Linked DNA regions of Homo sapiens: region 2 is linked to region 1. Evidence: chromatin loops called from intact Hi-C (ENCODE). Cell type or tissue: ovary. All regions are shown on one strand. Region 1 overlaps STK32B (serine/threonine kinase 32B). Region 2 overlaps STK32B (serine/threonine kinase 32B).

The links. Peaks named below come from ENCODE experiments on the same cell type or tissue, not always from the same donor. Only the 100,000 strongest peaks of a DNase experiment are listed, where the experiment ranks them.
Region 2: a loop joins it to region 1, with 4 times the contacts of the local background. A loop is called at or near these places in 1 of 110 quality-filtered maps.

Annotation. Positions count from the first base shown.
Region 1 is chr4:5,130,662-5,134,661 of GRCh38, reverse strand. The region is part of intron 1 of STK32B (serine/threonine kinase 32B); the gene reads right to left. Among named protein-coding and RNA genes, the nearest start is that of STK32B, 81 kb to the right of the region's middle. RefSeq lists an enhancer at 43-641 and a silencer at 1,106-1,400. In ovary, no CTCF peak of the experiment used is centred here; no DNase peak of the experiment used is centred here.
Region 2 is chr4:5,191,087-5,195,086 of GRCh38, reverse strand. The region is part of intron 3 of STK32B (serine/threonine kinase 32B); the gene reads right to left. Among named protein-coding and RNA genes, the nearest start is that of STK32B, 140 kb to the right of the region's middle. In ovary, no CTCF peak of the experiment used is centred here; a DNase peak (open chromatin) is centred at 2,116.

The DNA.
Region 1 (4,000 bases):
TGATTAAAATTGTTTTGAATAAGTTACAGTATTTAAAAATTAGACAATGTCACCCCCAAATCCTGGTTTCTGATATGCCTTAGTCTGTTTTGTGTTGCTATCACAGAATGCCACAGACTGGGTAATTTATTTATTTTTAATTATTTTTTCACAGTTCTGGAGGCTAAGAAGTCCAAAATTAAGGTGCTGGCATCTGATGAGGGCCTTCTTTCTGCATCATCCCACAGAGGAAGGGCAGGAGAGCGCAAGATAACAAAGGAGCAAGAGGGGGCTAAGCTTGCTTTTGTAATTCACTCTTGTGATAACTAATCTACTCCCATGATAATGACAGCAGTCCCTTCATAAGGGCAGAGATTTCATGGCCTAATCACCTTTTATTAGGCCTCTCCTCTCAACACTGTTTCATTAGAAATTTAGTTTCCAACACATAAACTTTGGGGAACACGTTAAAACCGCAAGAAATTGGAAGATTTGCCAAAAAAATCTGGGCCTGCGATGCCCTTCCACAATATTCTCTGATTCACCACTGTCACACCTGGCCCAGTTTATGCATCTCTGTTTCCTGCCTGATTCTGTAAGCATCTGAGGTATGGGTCATTGGGCTGCAGCAGAGAGAGGTCCTATCTGTTGATGGGGAGAGAGTCAGGCCATGGATGAAAAGGAGGGTTTGGTGTTCCCTGGACAAAGGTTTAAACAAAGTTTTAAACCCAGCCCCACTATTTGAGTCAGTGTGAACCTGAGGACGTAAGTTAACTTCCAAGCCTTGATTTTCCATTTAATAAAATGGAGGTAGTGATGCCTGCATCCCCAAGTCAGGATGACGGCCATAGACAGTGACGTAGCAAAAGGGCAACTCAGTAAACAGAAGCCACTGAAGAGTGGCCACCCAATCCCCTGGTCCAGCCATGGGCCTTCAACCTAGTCACTTAACATCTCAGAATCTCAGTTTCTTCATCTGTACAATGAGCTAACATCTCTCTAAGATTTTTCTTGGAATAAGACTATTATATAATCAGCATATAATGATGGCGATTATTTCTGAGTTTGTCTCTCCTTAGTACAGAAATAATCCAGGTAACCAGATGACCCCTTAACAAAGAGCCACAGTCTTGTTCATTGCTGAATCCAGGTGCCAGGCAGGTAGTGCTGTGTTAAGTACTCACTCAAGATAATGACATATATGCATGAATGAATGACCTACATTGAGTAGTGGGAGTATGGGTAGGGAGCTCTCTGAGGGAGTGGGAAATGAGATCACCCTCTCTACAGGAAATTGTTGATGTTTACACAGAAAGGGGGCTGACCAAGCTGTGGCAGGCATCTATCATGAAAAGCTTCCATTAGTCACTCATTCAAAAAATATTTTGGGGAGAATAAATACATTTTTACTGAGTGGGTATACACTTGTTGAAATGATGACTGAGTATATGTTGCCTTCCAGGCCCTCTACTACGTACCGGGAACCAACAGTGAACAAAACACACAATGAACCTACAACAGGGGAGCTGACCTTCTGGTGCAAGGAGACAAATCTGCAATTCAATGGCAGAAAGTGGTAAATTCTGGCCAGGTACAGTGGCTCATGCCTGTAATCCCAGCACTGTGGGAGGCTGAGGCAGGTGGATCACTTGAGGTCAGGGGTTCCAGCCAGCCTAGCCAACATGGCAAAACCCCATCTCTCCTAAAAATACAAAAATTAGCCAGGAGTGGTGGTGCATGCCTGTAATCCCAGCTACTTGGGAGGCTGAGGCAGAAGAATCACCTGAACCCAGAAGGCAGAGGTTGCAGTGAGCCAAGATCACACGACTGCACTCCACTCCAGCCTGGGTAACAGAGCAAGACTCTGTCCCAAAAAAAAAAAAAAGTGGTAAATTCTATGAATGAAAGTAAATCCAGGTGTATGAATTTCCAGGTGCTGCTATAACAAATGGCCATATACTTGGTAGGTTAAATAATATCAATTTATTATCTTACAGTCCTGGAAGTCTCCCTGGGCTGAAATCCTGCTGTCAGCAGGACTGTGTTTCTTCTGGAAGATCTTGGGGAAAATCTGTCTGCTTGTCTTTTCAGCTTCCAGAGGTGTCACATTCCTCAGCTTGTGATCCCATATTACTGCGACTTCTGCTTTGGTTGTCACATCTTCTCTCACCCTTATGCATCCCCTTTTATTTATTTTTTATTTTAGGTTCCGGGTGCAAGTTCAGGTTTGTTACTTAGGTAAACTGCATGTCACAGGGCATTGGTGTATAGATTATGTCATCACCCAGGTAGTAAGCATAGTTCCTAATAGGTAGCTTTTTGATCCTCTCCCTCCACCCAGTGTTTGTTGTTCCCCTCTTTATGTCCATGTGTTTTTATTGTTCAGCTCCCACTTATAAGTGATACCCAAAGAAATATAAATCATACTATAAAGACATATGCACACAAATGTCCACTGCAGCACTATTCACAATAGCAAAGACCTAGAACCAACCTAAATGTCTATCAACAATAGACTGGATAAAGAAAATATGGTACATATACACCAAGGAATACTACACAGCCATAAAAAGAGGAAGATCATGTTCTTTGCAGCAAGATGGATGGAGCTGGAGGCCATTACCCCATGCAAACTAACACAGGAACAGAAAACCAAATGCCTCCCTCTTATGAGGACTCTGATTACATTAAAGGCTACCTGTACAATCCAGGATGCTCTCCCCCATCTCAAATCCTTCAGTTAATCTCATCTAAAAAGTCCCTTTTGCCATGTAATGTATACAGATTCCAACATTTAAGACACAGTTATATTTGAGGAGCAGTTATTCTTCCTTCTACATCAGGTAAGGTGATAGTGATTGTGTTGGGGGCAGGAGCTGCAATTTTAGACAGGGTGGTCAGGGCAAGCCTTTCTAAAAAGAGGATAATAGAGCAGATCCATAAATAAAGTGACAGAAGATGCCATGCTGATATGAGGAGGATGGTTATTTCAGGCAGAGAGAACAGCATGTGCAAAGGCCCTTGGCAAAAAACATGCATGACAGTCCCCAGGAGCAGCAGGCAGGCAAGGATGGCTGGACTGCTGTGTAGGAAGGAGAGAAAGTGGGAAAGCCAGGGTCAGAGGAGAGGTCATGAGCTGGCCATGCAGGGCTTCACAGGCTGGGGTAAGGGCTCTAGGAAGTTTTTCAAACATGATGAGAAAGTACTACAGGGTTCTGAGGAGGAGAACGAAAAATATGGTCTGTTGATGTTTGTTTAAGCTGTTTGGAAATATTCAAACTTCAATCAAAGCATCTTAGATGTAATCAGGTGGAGATAAAATTGCCACATGACGGTAACTAGGGAAGCAGGATCTCAGTGATTGTACAGCGATCTCAGCCTGCCTGACGAAAGCTGATTGAAAAGATGGGGTGAGTGGTCAGACATCAGCCTGGAAAAGGGGGAGGCAGAGCAAGCCCTTAGTGCTGGTGCAGCCTGTGCACACGTGGGAAGCAGTGAAAGGGGCATTCTCATTACTGGATTTAGGTCTGTTCTCCTCAAATTTTCTGAGTTCCCTGATAGGAGTAGAGGACTTCAGATGTGATGGCTCTGCTCCCAAGGATCCTCTGCCTAGCAGAGGCATGCCCAGGTCCTGGCAGACATCAAAAGGGGGTGACGGGTGCAGCGGCAGAGTCAGGCACAAGGTCAGGGAGAAGAATCCACTCCATCCTCTTGGGACCATCAGGGAAAGTTTTGAAAAGCACAAGACACTGAGCATATACATGAGGAATAACAAAAATTTCCCAGGGGATGAGAAGAAGAAAGGATTTCAGGAAAATCTTCAACAGTGGCATGAAATAGCAAGATGAGTTCCAGGAACAGCAAGACAGAAGTATGAGTGGAAGGGATGAGTGGGGCAGGGTGGAGGAAGGATTAACCCACTGGATTGGTAGACATTTCCTCAGGCAGGAATGGGTCAGGCCTCAGCAGCGCCTTAAAAAACCATTGCTCAAGCGGCCTCACCTCCCTTTGTTTACCAAGT
Region 2 (4,000 bases), 60 kb before region 1:
AAAAGCAAACAATCCCAAAAAGAAAAAAACCACACACTTTGATATGGTTTGGATCTGTGTCCCCATCCACATCTCATGTTCAATTATAATCCCCAATGTTGGAGGCAGGGCATGGTGGGAGGTGATTGGATCATGAGGGCAGCTTCTCACGAATGGGTTAGCACCACCCCTAGATGCTGTCCTTGTGATAGTGAGTGAATGAGTTTTCATGAAATCTGATTGTTTAAAAGTGTGTAGCACTTCTCCTCCTTCATCTTGCTCCTGCCATGTAAGACATCTTTGGTAACGCTTTGCCTTCTACCATGATTGTAAATTTCCTGAGGCCTCCTCAGAAGCAGAAGCAGCTACAGTTTCTGTGCAGCCTGCAGAACCATGAGCCAATTAAACTTCTTTTCTTTATAAATTACCCAGTCTCAGGTATTTCTTTATAGCAGTGAGAGAACTGCCTAATACACAATTCTACTATGAATTACAGAGAATATAATTAAAAATAAAAACTAAGGAGAATTCCTAAGATCGACGCATTGAAGTTCATCTTTCAATTGCTCTGGCGCATACATTTTCACAGTAAACTCAGCATGTTATGGGGTAATATATCACCCATGCAAAGGGCACTGTCTTGTGTTGGGATCTGAGGATGAGGATGAGCAAAGGGCAAGGTCCCTACCCTTGAGAATCTCCGCCCAATGAGAGGACAGATGGCTCCTCATTTCTTCCACCCTGTTCTTTCTGAACTTCTGAACATACTAAGTCCCAAGCTATGGACCAAGTACAAATATCTAATTCAACATAACATACATATGATCAAATGCTTACATGTGCCAGATACTATTTAGGGGAACACAGCAGAGAACAATATACACAGGACCATTGGTCTCAGAAAGCTCACATTTTTTTTCTGAGGATGGAAAAAATTTCTATAAAGAAGTAAGAAAACACATTAACATCAGAGATGAAAAGGGGCTGTGCTGAAATCAAACAGGCAAGTGAGAGAGGGAGAAGGCCTATGAGTGGACAAGTCCAGATGGTTTGGGACGGCCTCCCTGAAATGAACAAACTGTGGACCCTCTTTAAGAATGCTCAGATAGAACATGTGCAAAGCCAAGCCTGAGAGGTGCAGGAGCATGAGAACGCACGCCCTGCCAAGACAGCGGAGTAGGGAAAGGATATCTGCTTCTGGAAGGAGGTGCCCAGCACAGATGTCTCTGAAGGATGTGGGTTCCTGAATGCAGCAGTCTCTGTAAGCTTTCAGTTCAATGTGTCCACCATCCCGCAAACGCACTTGTGTTCTGAATCAGCAAACACTCTGAAATCCTCGCACATTTGTTGGGAACAATGGCCCTCGTGTCATCACCTTCCAAGATATTTCTTCTAGTTTCACATATGTGGCTGGAAATAAAAACCCAATCTCACTTGTGAAGAAGCCTCTGAGGCTATGGGCTGTTCTGCAAGAGCAGGGGCCAGGACATTGGCACCGACTCTTCCAGGATGCAGCACAGCCGGAGGAGAAGCAACTGGCACACCTGTTATCCCTGCTGACCATCTCTGCAGGCTGCATGACGCAGAGGCTTCCACGGCGCCTGGGAGGCAAGGTCCATGGTGGGAGATGCTCAAGCTTGGAGTCAGACAGAGATAGGTTGAAATACTGACTCCTCTGCTAAAGGCCTAAGGATCCTGGGGGAAGTACTCCACCTTTCTGGGCCTCAGTGTGTTCATCTACTAAGCTGAGGTACCGGTTCACGGCATTCCCTTTCATTCACATTTGCAGGGGAAGAAGGTTCATGATCTGCCGAGCAAGGAGGATGAGGGGCGAGGGAGAGGAGATGAGGCCCAGTCCTGCAGAGCAGCAGTGACACAAGCTGAGAGCGGATTCCAACATGCTCTTAAGGGTCAGGTTCAGAGAGAGCTCAGGAGGCACGAGAGGACAGTGGCCCACCCCGGAGCTATCACCTCGTCACCCTACTCTCTGCCCTCATTCCCCCAGGCATGGGCAGCCAGGCCTTATAAAGTGCAGTGGCCGGGGTTCCTCTTCTTCATGGGCCACAGGGAGGGAAGGCACTGGGAGGCACTGGGGACCATCCCCCCATTGCCGACAGGAGGAAGAAGAGGCGATCCGAAGGCCGGACTGGGCACTTCCACCTATGTGTGTTCCTAAAAAGGTCATGCTCATAGAAGCAGAGAGTGGAACGGAGGGTGCCAGGGGCTGGGTGGAGGGGAGATGCCAGTCAAAGGGCACTATAAACTGTTAGTTACAGGAGGCGGCGGCCCTGGGCTCTAATGTACAGCATGGTGACAACAGCTGGTAAGAACGACTTGTGTACTCGAAATTTGCCGAGAGTAGAACTCGGTGTTCTCACCACACACAAAAAAGGTGACTGTGTGAGGTGGTGGATGGGTTAATCAGCTTGAGTGTGGTAATCATTTCATAGTGTGTACACATATCAAAACATCACGTTGGATGCCATAAATATATACAATGTTTATTGGCCAATCCTACTTTAATAAAGCTGGAAAAAAATTGTTTCATTTAAAAATAATATCCTATTGTGATCACATTTAAACTGATGCTGTGAGTCAGCTTCACTATTTCCGTTAGCGATCTGACTTTCTGTAGCGTGTGTGTGTAAATGTTATGAACTCAGAACAGCCTGGGGCTAGTGTCTTCTAAATAAATTGCACCTTCTGCTATGTTTTTATTAATAAAGCACCACTATTACTTTGGGGTGGAAAAGTCTTGAGCTTGATCTTCCAGGGCCCCGAGGACCAGGCTGCTGTGTTGCACAAGGTGTCCTGGAGTTGTACACAGCGGGGGTCTTGCTGGGAATTCAATAACACGAGGAATGTCTCAAATCCACAACATTCCCTTGTGATAGGTTTTCTAAGAAAATGTCATCATTTTGGACTCAGGACCTTGCAATGTGATCCTTCAACTGATCCTGTCATTCGGTGCTGGCATCTCAAAGTGTTCTCCACAATAGAAGCCCAGGCGGCCGTTTATCAGTGAAGCATGCCTCCCTGGCAATGGATGTTCACTCCGTGCTGTTTTCTATGTCTCTACAGTTGGGCATGAGTCCTGATGCCCTGAGGCACTGTGCAGCCTCTGGTTGGACAGGGAAGGTGAGTGGGGTTGCAGGGAGCATGTGCCATGCCCCTGTTGTATTCCCCCTCCCTCAGCCCGTGCCGGTCATGGACCTGGGAGCACAGTAGTTAATATGGATTTGGAATAGGACATTTTTCTTTAACCATTCATGTGCTGCCTTCAATTCTACAAATTGCAATTTATTTTGTTAAGCCCGTAATTCTTTTTTTGATTTGATCACATAGTCTGAGTGATCTATCTCCACTCATCAAAGTTGGCTGTGCTTGGGCCCAATTCTCAGCCGACGAAGCAGGCTGCGGGTGGTCAACTTTCAGACTCGCTGAGCAGGAGAGACTATCTAGGCTACCAGCTGTCAAAATGTTTGAGCAGCAGAAACCCTTCCTTAAATGAAATCAAATGTAGAACACCAACAAGTTAAAAAAGGAATGCAGGAGGCAAGGCGCGGTGGCTCACACCTGTAATCCCAGCACTTTGGGATGCCGAGGTGGGCAGATCACGAGGTCAGGAGATTGAGACCATCCTGGCTAGCATGGTGAAACCCTGTCTCTACTAAAAAAATACAACAAAAATTAGCCAGGCGTGGTGGTGTGCGCCTGTAATCCCAGCTACTGGGGAGTCTGAGGCAGGAGAATGGTGTGAACCCGGGAGGCAGAGCTTGTAGTGAGCCGAGATGGCGCCACTGCACTCCAGCCTGGGTGACAGAGCGAGACTCTGTCTCAAAAAAAAAAAAGGAATGCAGGATAAGGCAAGGCAGAGGCCTGGTCCACAAACTCAACCCCATTAGCCCCCAAGTGACCCTAAGGAACTTCCTGGACCCCCTATGGCACCATGGAAACCAGGGAAAACCAGAGTTTAAGGTTTTTACTTCACAGCAGAGAAAACAGAGGGCCAGAGAAGGAA